Regions from separate parts of the Mus musculus genome. Here region 2 is linked to region 1. The links are chromatin loops, found by intact Hi-C in ENCODE. Cell type or tissue: left cerebral cortex. All regions are shown on one strand.

Region 1 (8,000 bases):
CTTTGAAACTTTTACCCAAAATAGGCTTATTACAGAAGGACACAGCCTGCTCTCATCAGGACCCCTGCTTCTTCACCAGCTTCCAGGCCCACCTGTATCTAACAATGCACATTCGTGTGGGAAAGACTGATAGGTAAAAAGGAGGGAAGGAAATACTAGTAAGCTTTCAAGTGCTTTATGAAAGGGAGGAAGTTCTGGTGCATGCATAGGGCCCACAGAGGGAAACCCATTTCCACCTGATAAAAGCCCAGCTGTTTTAATAGCTTTAAAACCTTTTCTTGCTTTTTTCCCTCTGTCCTGTTATTTGATTTCTGGATAAAAAAATAGAATCCGAGTCATCTCTGGCACTGGGTGGAGACATGACTCTCTGCACTGCCCTAAGTGTCCGAAAGTTACTTTCTAGTAGAGAACTCTCAAAGGACAGAGACAACATTCCCTCCCACCCCCAACACACAGCAAGAGTTAATTCAAAAGGGTCAGTTGATCATATAAACCGGAAAACATGCCTCAGGAAAACTCTTCCAGACACTAGAAGATACAGTATATAGCCTCTTAAGCTATATAGTGTCACATAGTGTCATTGTAATGGTCTCATTAGCCAGTCACCTGTGAGAGTTTTCCTCAGTAGCCACTCTCATTATTCTGTAATAATCCCTGTCTGTCTTCTACATGAAGCCCTGTATTTCTTCTAAGTTCATTTGACAGAGATCACAAGGGTAGGGGATGATTGCAGGCCAGAGCGAGATTGCTATAACATTGAGTTTGTTTTGTATTGTTTCTGGTCTCTATAGGTCTGCCCCACTTTGAAAACAAGAGCCGGAGTCCCCAGGCCTGTGACAAAAGTCTTCCCAGCATTCATTCTGAAGCTAGAAAGAAACGCCTTTGAGATGAGAGACAGTATGGTTTAATGCTGCGGTCTGAGCAGGGAAGGCCTCCAACAGTGGGGTGGAGAAGGCAGCTAGCTGCCCCAGCAACCCCAGCCTCTGCTCAGTCACATCTCAACCCACCTGAGAAACAAAACCCTCTTGCTGAGTCTGGCCAGAGAGGTAGAACCTGTGTCTTGTGTAACAGACACATTATCAAAGCTAACAGAGACTGTTTCCAGAGGGCATGTGAGAAGAATCTAGTTGTCTAAAGCAGTAGGTTTAGTAAAATGTTGATTTTTAATTTGTTGAATCCCGTTAGTAGTTAAGGCTGGCCTGGAACTCATCTTCCTGGTTCACTGTTTCTGTTTTTCTTTAATTTTATTTTTTTTGTTTCGTTTTGTTTTGCTTTAACTTCAGTTTCAGTTAATCGCAAGAATAACAGACCATACCCAGCAGTGCCAGTGTCGTTAGCTTGACATCTCCATGAGTAAGCTTCACAAAAGTATCTCGGAAACACCATGGAGTCAGTTACATCCATGTAACACAAGACAACAAGCATGGTGAACAACCCCCCCCCCCTCCCCGCCCCAGCATGTGCAAAATGCCACAGCCCACCTAGAATCTGTTGCAGGTTTCTTTAAGTAAGCGTTCTTCTTAGTCTTTGGCGATTTCGCTGGCAAACTCAGTGAAACCTGAGTTCTGGTCTAGGACAGTTTGCAAAACTTTAACCTACGTGGCTGACGGAGAATTCAATCCCCGGTAGCGTCTGGTGACCTCGCTGAATTCCTACCCACACCTATCTTGCCTATCTTTGGGTACAGGACCTCCGTTCACTTAGGTGGAATGATTACCTGTCTCTAATTTCATTATGATCCCATCTGTATGCTCCCGGTGCCATGCCTTCTGGTGACATGACAAGTGATGATGACTACAGAGATGACTAGAAAGTATAACAAACGGTGGGCAGGTCTTCCTTCTCTTTGCCTCCCTCCCTGCTCTTCGCTGTATAACAGTGGTTCTTAATCTGTGGTTGGAGACCCTGTAGACAAAGTGCTATCTCCAAAAATATTTACATTATGATTTGTAACAGCATCCAAAGTACAGTTACAAAGTAGCAATGAGAATAATTGTATGGTTGGGGGAATCGCCACAACATGAGGATCTATAGTAAAGGGTCACAGCATTAGGAAGGTTTAAAACCACACTGCCCTCGAACCTCCCAGTCTGCTAGGGATGAAAAGTTGAATTCCTAGTCTACTTCCACTTGCTTGATATTGGCTGAACTCAGAGAGAGGCAAAAGGAAGCAGTTTGGGTGTAAAAACCGGCCTGTGACACTTCCCTTCAGCTTTCAAGCTGCTAAACCCTGTACATAGATGGATAGAGCCACACAGGGAACAAATGTAACTACAGTATATATAAAATAGCCTGCAAGCAAAAACAGCCACATTTTTCATAAGGAATATACTTTCAACACACTTCTAAGTAAACAGTCTTTGAACTCAAGTTGTTAGGCTATATTTATTTTAAGTCTTTTTTTTTTTAAACCACTGAAATGCAGCAATGGGTTGGAACATGCGGAAAAATCAGCATTTTCCATAGTTCCATATGAAATTGCTTAAAATGTTGGATCCATCTCTACACAACTTTTCATGATCCTAGAATAAACTTTATACATGGGTAAGAGGAACGTGCGGACTACAGGCTGTTGAGGAGAGCACTGGACTAAGTTCATCCAGTGCTTACCCAGAGTGCTGGCTCTTTGACCAATGCCTTATCCACATTGTCTAGGCAATCATAAGAATCGCAGGGAACAGGGTGGTGGTGGTATGTGCCTTTGAGGCAGAGGCAGGCAGACCTCACTGAGTTTGAGGCCACCTTGGTCTATGGAGCAAGTTTCAGGGCAGTGAGGGCTACACAGAGAAACCCTTTCTTAACTCCCTCTCCCCCCCAAAACCCCACAAGTGTAAGGGAATTAAGGGAATTATTGAGTTATAAAGACAGTGATTATTTGGCACTGGAGAAAGATAGTCATTTATTACACTTTATTATGTATTATTATATATCCCCTGCCTTTTCTCACTCTATTTTTCTTTTTTTGAGCCCGAAAGGTTCTACACCAAAAGTAGAAGCTCAAACCTCTAAGCGTACATAAGTTCTGTTACTTTGCATATTATGGATGCATATTTTACTATATGCATATAAAAAACGGAAAACATTATTCTCAACGTCTTAGGTAGTCACAAGAGAATGTATTTTATAGTTCTGGTTAAGAAAGGTACAAACAAGAGCTATTTTTATAGCTTCGAATACCCAAGATACAATTCACAGACCACATGAAGCTCAAGAAGAAGGAAGACCAAAGTGTGGGTACTTCAGTCCTTCTTAGAAAGGGGAACAAAATACTCACGGGAGCAAATATGGAGACAAAGTGTAGAGTAGAGACTGTAGGAAAGGCCACCCAGAGACTGTCCCACCTGGGGATTCATCCCATATACAGTCACCAAACCCAGACACTATTGTGGATGCCAAGAAATGCTCGCTGAAAGGAGCCTGATATGGCTGTCTCCTGAGAGGCCTTATAAATACAGAGGTGGATGCTTGCATCCAACCATTGGACTGAGCACAGGGTCCCCAAAGGAGGAGTTAAGAGAAAGGACTGAAGGAGCTGAAGGGGTTAGCAACCCCATAGGAAGAACAACAATATCAACCAACCAGACCCCATAGAGCTCCCAGGAACTAAGCCATCAACAAAGGAGTACACAAGGCTCCAGCTGCACATGTAGCAGAGGATGGCCTTGTTGGTCATCACTGGGAGGAGAGGCCCTTGGTCCTGTGAAGGCTCAATGTCCTAGTGTAGGGGAATGGAGAGCGGGGAGGCAGGAGTGGGTAGGTGGAGGAACACCCTCATAGAAGCAGGGGGAGGAGGGATGGGATAGAGGGTTTTCTGGAGGTGGGGGGAAACGGGATAACATTTGAAATGTAAATAAATATAAAAAAATCAAAATATCGAAAAAAGAAGAAAAGGGGGGGGGGTTATTTTTTCTTTTTTAGTTCTGGCCTGATCCTGACCACAAGATGGTGCTCCAGGCCTACAGCACAACTTAGGATGTCACAAACCTAGCGGGGACCACTGTCTTCCTCTTTGGAAAGAGAGGATGTGTGAGTACACAGCCTATGATTATGTCACATGGCTTTTCCAGGCCCCACACAGCTTTACTACTCTAGGGAAGTGTCTGCCTGAGCTAGCCCACTTCGGGCTTCCCCTCAGGATGCTCTCATTAGGAATCTGATGTGTGCATACTTCAACTTCATTGCTGATGCCGCGATGTGAGTGTTGGGCTCTTCATTCCCCCTTTCACTAGGGAAAGGGGAAACTGCACGGATGCTGAAAATAAAAAAACATTAAAGATTTTTTTTTTAATTTACTCTTCTACTGGAAAGTCCACTCAGACACATTGAGCTCTCTAGACCTGCATTCTGATGTCTGCTGTTTCCAGTCCCTTCCAGCTATCCTGTAAAGACTTACAACTCTTGTAGTTGAAGACCTGAGATCCATGGCTCTTGACATTGGGTATGGGACACACAAAGTCCATTGCTCTCAGCAGAACAGTGAGGATGGCTTGATTTATTCTCATCTTGCAAACTAAGAACACCCTCCTTCCCCTGTCCACACCAGAAGAAGATTCATGCCATCAAAAGCTTTAGGCCAGGAGTGGTCCTGTAAGTCTGTCATCACAGACAGCACCCAGGAGGTGTCGGATCTGAGTTCAAGGCTAGCTTCGGCAATACAAGTTGGAGGCCTGCCAACTCTGGAAGACGCCGATGTACTCACTCTCTATTTCTTACCCCTCTCCCCCAAAGTCGTTATCACAGATCACAAACTGATTTTGGTGAATCAAGTCCCAGCACTCAGATGAGAAATGCTGAGGCCAGAAGTTCACAAGTTCAAAGCCAGCCTGGGCTATACAGTAAGACCCTATTTCAAAAGAACAACAAAAAGTAAGTTAAACAACTCACAGCACAGGCACAAACTTCTGAAAAGGGAATGCTCAATTGGTGGAGATTGCATTTACCACTAACTCTTGTGTATTCAGCTGCCTGCCATTCACTAACAATACAAAACTAATGAGTTAAGAAGAATGTTGGGCTGGAGAGATGGCTCAGCGGTTAAGAGCACTGACTGCTCTTCCAGAGGTCCTGAGTTCAAATCCCAGCAACCACATGGTAGCTCACAATCATCTGTAGTGAGATATGATGCCCTCTTCTGGTGTGTCTGAAGACATCTACAGTGTACTTATATATAATAAAGAAATAAATCTCTAAAAGAAAAGAAAAGAAGAGAAAAATGTCCTTGGAGAAAAAAGTAATGGAGAAAACGAAAAACTATAGACCTAACTGTCCCTGGCATTGAGGAAAGACCTGCATGACTTGATTATTCATAGAGTAACTTTTTGCCAGAGTCATGGTATATTAAAGTTGCAAAATGTTCTAATAAGTTTGATTCATTCTCATTCTTTCTCTGCAGACAAGAGGAGGTCATCTGCAGAGGGAGAAAAGGTTACTTTAAAACCTGAGAGTAGCTTGCTGAAGATACATCACAAAGGCCTGGAGACATTCACAGTGACCTACAGCTGATGAGACAAAGGTGGGGAATGCTCAGCTGACCACACCAACACTGATGGACTGAGTACATAGAGATGCTTATGGGGAGCCTGATGGGTGGCCGTGGGGACTCAGTTCTTGGCTCTAAGACAGTTGTCGCATCCTGGAAGGGCTGTTCCTCAGCCTGTCACATTCTTAGCTTAGAGCTGGGCTCACTGACTCCAGCTGGAGGCTGGACTGCTAAAAGTTCACTTCTATTTTGCCACATGATATTCGGTTAATTAAGTGTTAATCAACAGTTTTGTGGGTATAATGGAGAAATGCGATTTCAATTTAGCAAGCTTTTCATTTAGATCACATCTGTATCTTTCCTCAAGACTCAAGAGAGAAGGGGAAAGTGGTTGGTTTGGCAAATGCTGGAGGGGATGTGGGTTGTTGGGACTGCAGATTGACCCAGTCACTCTGGAAATCAGTGTGGAGAATTCTCAAAATGTTAAAAATAAATCTGCCATCCGACCTAGTTATACCATTCCTGGGCATCTGTCCAAAGGCTCAACATCTTACTCCACAGATACTTGCTCAGCCATGTTCACCACTGCTCTGCTCACAGCAGCTATGAAGTGAAGTCCATGGCCTTCATGCAATGAATGGACAGTAAAGATGTGCTACATACACACTATGCCCTTTATGGATACCTCTCAGCTGGAAGAAGATGAGCTCATGGACAGGTAACTGCATATAAATGGGTGGAACTAGAAAATCATATTGAACGAGGAAGCCCAGACCCAGGGAGACACATACTGCATGTTCCCTGTCATCGGAGCCTCCCAGCTCAACTATTGAGGTGTGAATATAGAACCTGGAGTAACTGTACAAACCAGGAAAGTAAAATGGGGGAAGGGGGGACTGAGAACAGGAAAAATTGGGGTGGGGATAGTTAGGAAGAGGGGAGGGAGATAAATACAGAAGGGGAAGAGTAAAATAACCATAAGGATGTCTGAGAGTTATGAGGAATCAAAGTGTTATCTAGCAACCTAATACCTATAATACATGTGAGCTGCATATACATACATACATACATACATATATACGTAAATGTGCACTTTTATTTATTTTTGAGTCAGAGTTTCTCTATGTAGTTCTAGCTGTCCTGGAATTCTCTCTGCTGGCCTCAAACTCAGAGATTCACTTGCATCTGCCTGGCAAGTACTGGGATTAATGGTCTGTGCCACTTTACCCAGCCACCTATATAAATACAATGTTCTCACGCAGGCATACCTTGGCAGTAACCAACAGCTCTCTAATTGAAATTAAGACTCACTTAACAAGAGGGAAGCCGTGCCTGGTACTGGGAACCTAGCCAACTACCTAGGGGTAGTGAAGTTGTAGATCTTGAAAAACCTACTACTGCTACTTTAGTAAACCATCATGATCCCCAACTATACTCTAAATATTACCCCAATACCCACAGATAAGTGGAGACCTCACACCTCATCAAGGAAACATCTTTTTGCAGCAGGAGCCCACTACAGAAAACTACAACTAAAAATAAATAAGTAAATAAATAAATAAATAAATAAATAAATAAATAAATAAATAAATTGCAGAGCTGTGAAACCCAGTCCCAACTGATACATCTACAACACAAATCCTGCATCTAAGACTCCATGAAGACTGTGGAAGACAGGGCCAATTAAGAGCCAGAGGTACAAGAAGTTTGCTAAGATAGTGTGTCTCCTGGAGATGAGGATTAAACACCATAGCTGCCTAAACATGACCTGAACAAGGAAAGCACCAACAGACATGCTAATGTAGAAGGAGGAAAGCTAATAAGCTCTCAACCCCAGACAAAGAACTACAGGCAACTGAGGAAGCCTGAGAGAGGGAGAAAGTCTTCCCCAAGGAAGAGCACGTTATCCAATAGCAAACAGTGAGTCTCAAAAAATACATAAAAGAAACATTATATACACCAAACATGTTGTGCTTACATATGTAGGAACACACACACACACACACACACACACACACACACACACACACACACACACACACTAGCACTTAAAGAAAACTTAAAGAAGAAGAGACCACAAATCTGAAAGAGAGCAAGGAGGGAGAGTGGCACATGGGTGGACTTAAAGGGAGGAAAGGGAAGGAGCAAATGACATAATTATAACATCAAAAAAATTAAAAATCCTTTTAAGAGTGCAGTAGTTTGGGAGTCTTCAGGGAGGGCTTTGTTCGCTGGAGATGTAATTGTTGAGTGCCTGCCTAGTACACACAAAGCCCCAGGAGCACACGAACTAATCATGGTGACCCATGGTTGTAATCCCAGCACTTGTGAGGGAGAGGCAATAGGCTCAGACGGTCAAGGTTATCCTTAGCTACACAGAGCTTGAGATCCTGTGTGAAAAAGAACAGCAATGGCTACCCACTCTGTGGCACCTTCAAGTAGATTCTCAGTAGGCAGAGAACACATTTCAACATTCACAGGAAACTTAAGAACACGACTATCACCAGATCTCCTCTCTCCC
Region 2 (8,000 bases), 550 kb after region 1:
TTCAGGTTCAGTGAGAGAACATATCACAAGGAAATAAGGTAGTGACAGACGAGGACACCCAAAGTTCTCTGACCTCCTCAAACACATCCACAGACACACATACCCACATCACACACAAACATAAGTTAATAACAGACTCCTTTCTCACATGCATGCATATATCCATACATAGAGTCTTCTGAACTGCTGTTATATCTAAAAGGACATTGTTGAGTAGACTAGAGCAGAAGAGCTGACTAAGCACAATGTGTATTGCTCTTGCAGAAGATCCCAGTTTGGTTCCCAACAACCAAGTCCTCAGTTCTCAACTTCCCATAGCTCCAACTCTAGGGGATCCATTACCCTCTCCTGGTCTCCATAGGCATCTATACTTATGGGCATAAGCACACACATATAACTAAGAAACAAAGTAAGCTACTTGAGAAATGGCTCAATGGTTAAAAGCACCTGCAGATGGCTCAGAACGAAGTTCCCAGAATGCATATGGTGGCTAGCAACCATCTGCAACTCCAGTTCCAGTGGATCTGATGCCTTCCCCTGACATCCAAGGGCAACAGGCACATACATGATGCAGAGACATACAAGGAGGCAACAACACTCATGTACATAAAAAAATTTTAAAGATGAAAATTAATATTATGCTTTTTATTTCCTTTTTCTCTTTTGCTTTCTAATTTCTAAAGCAAGGAAACATTAACTGCTATTAAGTCGAAAGCATAAGTCTCAGTGTAAGCAACATTTTGATACACCTTCCTACATAATTTCTCTGTAAGAAACAGAGGATGAAAATAGATTTACAGTTAATTCCTGGCTTTGTGTGAATAAACTGTTATTCTCCTATATATACAGTCCAGATACTTCTCTGTACCAAGTACCTTCTCCAGGAAATAAACCTATCATGAAGATCAAAGATGTCCCTTAAATCTGGCAAATACTTTTGTAGCTAGAAATAGAAGAAACATCAACTATATACCCAAGTCCTCATCTCTTCATGCTCTAATGTCTGTCATGAATGATCTTAACATTTTTGTCTGTCACTTTGTAGGCACCATTTGCTGACCATGTTGCACAGGTGAAATTCATCTACAATCATGGAGATTACATCAAGAGTTGTCCCTGTTATGATTTAGCAAGCTGTATAAACTATGAACTGACATTACTTCTAGAACTCCATGGTAGCACTTTTAAGAGAACGGTCAGAAAGTAGAAGTGATTTTCAGTGTCTCCTAAATCTAAGGATAGCATTTTTATTCAAGAATCACATGTTCAATTCCAATCGAGCCTGTTAAAGCCCATGGGAACAAAAATTCTGGACAATACGACGAGGAATGGCTTTTCAGAGAAAGGTTAACTCAATGGACTATACAGAGCTGAGAATGTATGAATTAAAACATGTGGAAAAAGGAAAATATCTTTTCCAAAGGAATTACTTAGCTCAAATCCATACACAACCAAACTCCCTTCTTATTAATCTTCTGTAGCTCCAACTTATAGTTTGATAAGAATTTCAAAATATTATCAATAGGGGCTGGAGAGTGGTGCAGTGGTTAAAAGTGTCCCTTGCTCCAGCAGCAGACCAGAATTTTGGTTCCCAGCATTGGAATGGGTAGCTCACAAGGGCCTATAATTCCAGCTCCAGGGTATTTGACTCCACCCTCTGCAGGTACCTTCAGCATTCATATGTACAATTGAACACACGCGTAATTTAAAAATCTTCTTAAAATAATGACCAACAGAAAGATGTATAATAAGCTATACGCTACATAATGAAGGGAAGTCTAAAAATTAAGGGATTTTTTCTGACAACAGTTAAAAATACAGAAAAATTTGATCTTGTAAATAAATTTTGTAGGTTTAAACTGAGGGAGGGGAAAAAACTTAAAATATAAGTTAAGCTAATGTGGTGTAACTTTTATTCTGCTTAAAAATGTGAAAGCAAACTTAAAATATGCACTAAAAATGTAAGAGAACCTGATTTGGTAGAACTTTAATAAAGTACTTTTTTGATAAAGTACTCATCTATATATGAAATATATTCTGTAAGTTAACTTACCACTATTGTACAATGAAAAATCAAACAAGTCTAAACTTACTTCATTCCTTTTATACATCCATTTTATAAAAAACCTGAAATGAGCAACTGCCATTACTTATAGCTAACTACATATCCACATAGTATAACACATAACAGTTGTAGGAATACACACATGTAATAAACATAAATGGTATTTTTTGTGTATGAAATACTATGTATTTTAACTTCTAAGAATCCAAGTGGGTTGTACTTATATACAAGACATCTAATCTGAATGAAAGCAATTCTGACAGCCTAATGGACTCACTTCCCAGAACTCAATAAAATATCACTGGAGCATTATTTAGCCTCAACAATAGCCAATTATTTCAATGGGAACAACTTATGGTTATTTACTTATGAACTGGAAAACAAACAAAAAACAAAACAAAAATCTCAGTTTTAGTACTAGCCTATCACACACTAATACCATCTTCATTCAGCTAATGGTACAAAATTCTCTTCCTGCTTCTAATCCCTAATGCTAGCTCCAGAAACCACTGATCTTTTCCTTTTTCACATCTACTGCTAAGTCCTAAAGCTCTAGGAATAAACAGTGCCTGCATACAGTACTCAGTATATGGGGAGAGGAAAACAGGTTCAAGTAGAGAAACCTAGAGGTCAAAGAGCTGCAAACACAGATAAAGGTAGAACCGGTTACTCTGAAAAATATTAACTGGTCAAATATAAGCTCTTTCACATTTTACTAAACAACAAAGAAACAACAGAACCAAGAGTAAATATTTCCTAGAAAAATCAGTGTCATAGTTGATTAAAAAAAAATTAAAACATAAAAAACAACCATGTCTGAATTCGCTTAAAAAAAAAGAGGGAAGGATGTGGATTTGACAATCACTTGGGTGGTTGATTAGGTAGGGAAATTATTCAAGTTCATAAACCTGGCTCACTGTCCAATTACAAAGGAAAACATAATAGTTACCTTTATTGGCACTGTGTTTCTAGCATTTCTCACTTTCTGGTGTAATCTCTTATTTACTTAAAAAAATCGTTCATAATGCAATTATTATTAAAGTATCTCGTCCTCCTGATTATACCCTACATGTTAACATAGAGCCCATTTATTTACATAAAGGTGCAAGTTTTTACATGCTGACAATATGTCCCTTGCAAAGTCACAATTCTGCATCGCTTGTACACTTCTTTGGGATGAGGAATTCAGAGGCCCTCAAGTTCTCCAAGGCAAAGTTACTTAACTCAGACAATACTATCGTGGTCTTTCATTCCTCACAGCAAAGGGTACTTCAGGAAAAGCCTGTTCAAAAAGTGATGACAAAGGCCCCCTTCCCCTCCCACACGACAGAATGCTTATGAGTCTTAGAAGGGAAAAACAACCTCCCTCCGTTTTACTTTTACAATTCTGCTCCACTGATGGCTTGTCTATTTGACATTTACCTGTCACTGTAGCGACACGAGCAAGTACGTCCAGTTTGTTACAACAGGACATTTTAATTGCCTGCCACTGGCTATCTGATCGAGGCATGACATCCAAAGTTACATACTACTCCATCTACTAAACACCGCAAGCCTATGACTCAACGTAACGCCAAGAGGAAAAGTTTCTGAAGAGCAAATGTTTGCTGTCGCTAAAAACGTACAAGGTAAAACAAGTCTGAGTGGCAACTATTCTTGGGGACCTCCTTGACTAAGACACGGAAAAGCTGTGCCTGGCCCTCCAAGAAGTGGAGGGGCGATTCTGAACCGGAGTGGGTCAAGCGCTTAGGAAGCTTTGCAGGATCAAGGATGCTATAAATACTATGCTCCTAGTGTTTTGCCAGTGGGCATTTCTAGCATCTCTGTCAGTGAGTGGGGCAGTGGGATGGCAAGACCGCCCCTGACTACGGAGTCGAGCAGAGGTGGACAGTCCTCCCCACCGCCGTAAAAGCCGAGCCGGCTCCTTCTGGAAACCGCACGCTAAAAGTTACACACACGCCCCACGCGACGGGTGCGGCGGCCACAGCGCGCATCCCCTCAGGGCCGCGGCCCCCGAGGCCCGAGCGAAGGAGGCCCCGGGGCGGCCGGGGCGCGGGGAACGGCCCCGGAGGTGGCCGACCCGGCCCCGCGCCGCCCCGTTGCCGGGAAGCCTCGCGCTCCGCCACCGGCGGCGGCCGTGGGGGGAGGGGAGGCCGGCTGCGGCCTGTTGGCGGAGTTCAGCCCCGGCCTCGCGTGCGGCTCCGGGCCGCGGCTCCCGGTCCCGGGCGCCGAGGACCGACTCACCGGAAAGGCCCGGATCCGCATCTTGGTGTCCTTCCGGCTGCCCGTGCCTTTGCTCAGATTCGACATGGTGCTCGGCCCCTCCCCGGCGGCGGCGCTGACGGCGGCGGCGGCTGCGGCTCGCACTCGGAGGCGCCGGTGTCACATTGAAGGCGGGAGGGCAGCCGCGGGGCTCGGCGGGGGGCGGCGGCGCGGCCCCCGGGCTGGGCTGGGCGGCGGGCCGGCCCCTGGGCGGCCGCGGCGGCGGGGGCGGCGGCTCGGGCTCGGGCGGCTCGGGCTCGGCCGGGGGCTGCGCTGGCGCGGCGGCTCCGCGGGCTTCCCCTCGCGCCGGGCTCGGCTCCCTTTATCGCGCTCCTCCGCGATGGCGGCGGCGGCGGCGACGGACAAACATCTCACTGCGCAGGCCGAACGTCCTCCTCCTCCTTCTCCTCCTCCGCCTCAGCGAGACGAGATCCGGCCCAGAGGGTGGAGGGGGGAGGAGGGAGGGAGGAGAGCGGAGAGTGGAGAGATGGGGGAGGGGGCGGGAGGACGGGAGGGGAGGCGGGAGGCCGCGGCGGGCACGTCAGATCTCGCGAGATCGGGGCGGGCGCGCGGTCGGGGGCGGGGTGGGGCGAAGCCCGGGAAGGGAGGGCGCAGGGAGAAGTGGGGTCTGAACGTGGTGGGGAGGGGGGAGAGGGGTGGATTAAGGAATGGGCGTAGTCAGCGCCCTGGGGGGCGGGGCCTGGTGCAGGAGACGTAGGCTGCGTTTTCAAAAGAGGAGCGTCGGAGACCCCAGTAGGCTGAGGTGGCTTCTGATTGGTGGAGCGCGAAGGTGGTGGGTCACGTGGGTAGTGGGCGGGGGAATTTCCGGAAGGGGGAGAGGGGAGTGTTGTGTTGTGGGCTGGCGGGGCTGAGCTTGGCCCTAGTAGGTAGGTAGTCCTGGGAAAGGGCGTGGGGTGCGAGGAGGAAGGTTCTACGTCCTAGAACTGCTCCTGTGTTTTTCTAGGGCACGTGGCCTAGGGATGGGTACTTGAGCCCAGCCAGAAACTTGAAAGCAGGGTTTGTGCTTGAGTTACCTGCAGACTGCGAAACCAGTGTCCTGTTTTTAGCTAGGTGTTGCAGCGCCTCAGAATCAACCCGGCCTTCTTACACTGTACAAGCTCCTGGGTTTGTTCATTAGTTGATACCTTCTGGAGGATCCAGAGCCCACTAATGTTAAAACCCGGTTTTTGTTTGTGCCGAAATAAAACAAATGCCTAATATACTACAATATTGTGTTAAACATACGACCATTTCCAAGAACAGTATAGATCATTAAAACCAAAAGCACTGTGAAATTAAGTTTGCTGTAGGTTTGGAGACATTTTTCTATTTGTTCGGGGACTCTTATCCTATAGTCGAAATGTCCAATTCGACTGCTTTTGGCTTCTAATTCAGTATGAATCCTACATCTACCTTGCATACTTGCTCATTTGCTGTTTCCAACGCCCCTGGGAAATCTGAGATTCTCCCAGTTTTGGATCTTCCCATTTTGAGTGAACTGTTGTTGGGATTAGCACCTACAATTGAAATTGGTGGCCCATGACCTTAATCCCAGCATTTGGGAAGCAGAGGCAGGTGGATTTCTGAGTTCGAGGCCAGCCTGGTCTACAGAGTGAGTTCCAGGACAGCCAGGGCTACACAGAGAAACCCTGTCTTGAACACCCTTCACACACCCCCGCCCTCCAAAAGGGAAAACTTGATAAAGCTTGTTTATTTATGGTTGAATTGACCCTAAATTATTTGTAATGACTAAGCTTAGAGAGTTAAGCTAAAAATAAAATATCAAGAATGGGTTAAGTAAAACAAGGAAGGGCTCTGATGAATATAGTGAGTGATGCATAGTTGTTTATAACTAGTATGCTAATTGATTGCCATTTCCATAATTATCAGGATATAAAACCTTTTTCTATTGGCTGTCCTATCATATGGCTCTATTTCTTATTACAATATACATTTTAAGCCATTGGCTTTAATCTAAGCTCTGCCACTTTATCAGCTTTCCCGAAAGAACTGCATGTTCTCTCTCATGAGAAAAAGCCAATAGTATTTGTAATATGCAGTCAAAGATGCATGTGGGTATGGAGAAAGAAGCAACCCTGGATATAAGAATATCAGGAAGGACTGACTTGACTGCAGGTAATGCACACAGTTATGAAGGAGGATTTAAAAATCTTATTTTTAGTTATAATGCTGTCATGGATCTTGTTTTGGTTTTTTTGTTTTGTTTTGTTTTTTGTTTTGTTGCTTTTGGTGGTGAATAAGTGCGTGAATAGTAAAAGTGTAAAATTGTAATGTGACACTCCACAGCTTCCTTTCTAAATGCCATGTTCCAGGTGTTTCAGAAGTTCATGGAGTCTTATGAAGGTGATGCTTTATTTGCAAGTTTTTTAAAAAATAACAAAAACTATTCTACATTGAAAGGTTTAGCCTTATGAAAATCAGTGCATTGCCCTAATCTTTCTCGTTTTTCCATGAACTTGGGAAACCACCCAAAGCCAGAATAGAGGAATTAACTACCTTATGACCTATTGCTATTCACTTGCAAAACTATATAGCTATTTTCATTTGTTTTACAAACACAGATTTCCATGTTTGTGTTACTTAAGCAAAATTTAAATGCATTTAAAAGAATCACTATCAACTGTTTGGATTTTAACCACCAAAAAACTACCAAAAAATGCTTCAAAATTAATCTCATTGAGAAATTTGCTGATTTGTCCATTCATTTGTTTAATCAAATATTTACTAAATTGCTAGTATAGATGTGAAGTACTAGAATAAATGAATGAGTTGAGACCCACCATCATAGAACATAAAAGTCCTTTTCTATATCACAAAATTAGGAACCACAGTCCCAAGTTGAACTAAGCAATAATTTTCTGTGTGCTTCACCTCAGAAATCAGAGATTTGTTTTCTTTCTTAGGGAAGCAGCATCCTCAAAAATATATATGAAAAGACCTCTATGTCAGTAGACTATTCTTTGCCCCATGGTGGTCCCTCACTTCCAATGAAGATGACCTTTCAGATAATTATCTTTTGTGCAAGCAGCCACCTTCCTAGCAGAGCAAGCACAGTGCAATGAAAACACACTAGATCTTGCATGCCTGACAGTTATTATTCCTACTCTTGCTGACAGTGTCCTGACACAGGGAAACAGTGGCCTCAGTTCCATTATCCAGAGGAGGACATGCAGTCAGGCAGGTCAGGTCAGGCAGCTGGGTGAGCCAGCCCCTCATCTAAGTCCCAGACTGTAAAAAGCACCATAAGGTATGAAGAGCCTATGAAAGGGAATAGCAGCCACTTCTTGGCCATGAGTCTCTAGGTATCCAGGAAACCAAGCCATTGTAATCACTGCTGCAGACTCACGTGTTTGATTGTAAAGATAGTAGTTATTAAATCAGCTTACAGCCTAGCAATTCAATTAGAATTTTATGGTTTTGAATGGACCAAGACCATGAGAAGGGAAGTTCTATGCTTTTCAGATTAGAAAGACAAATAGAGAGTCCCAACTCCTTCATGACGGAGCTAGTTCTTACTTCTTTGTCTCCTTATAACTATTTCAGGTCAAAAGTTGTTCAGATGCCTGGTAACTGTGTGTTTACATCAAATTGTAAGATGCCATGTAATCAGAGGGAAATCAGAATAAACTGACAAATTAGCAAACCAACCACT

The links. Peaks named below come from ENCODE experiments on the same cell type or tissue, not always from the same donor. Only the 100,000 strongest peaks of a DNase experiment are listed, where the experiment ranks them.
Region 2: a loop joins it to region 1, with 2.7 times the contacts of the local background. A loop is called at or near these places in 2 of 42 quality-filtered maps.

The regions. Positions count from the first base shown.
Region 1 is chr1:79,782,729-79,790,728 of GRCm38, forward strand. It overlaps Gm39666 (a long non-coding RNA gene), which reads left to right and starts at 5,523. Exons shown (of 3, transcript XR_865569.3): 1 at 5,523-5,554; 2 at 6,041-6,197. In left cerebral cortex, CTCF peaks have their summits at 3,949 (motif pointing right) and 5,123 (motif pointing left); a DNase peak (open chromatin) is centred at 3,999.
Region 2 is chr1:80,335,937-80,343,936 of GRCm38, forward strand. It overlaps Cul3 (cullin 3), which reads right to left and starts at 4,754. Exons shown (of 16, transcript NM_016716.5): 1 at 4,310-4,754. The coding sequence starts at 4,375. Gm39667 (a long non-coding RNA gene) reads left to right here and starts at 4,977. Exons shown (of 2, transcript XR_865570.2): 1 at 4,977-5,214; 2 at 5,292-8,000. In left cerebral cortex, no CTCF peak of the experiment used is centred here; DNase peaks (open chromatin) are centred at 3,661, 3,875, 4,393, 4,763 and 2 more places; H3K4me3 peaks cover 3,050 bases; H3K27ac peaks cover 2,130 bases.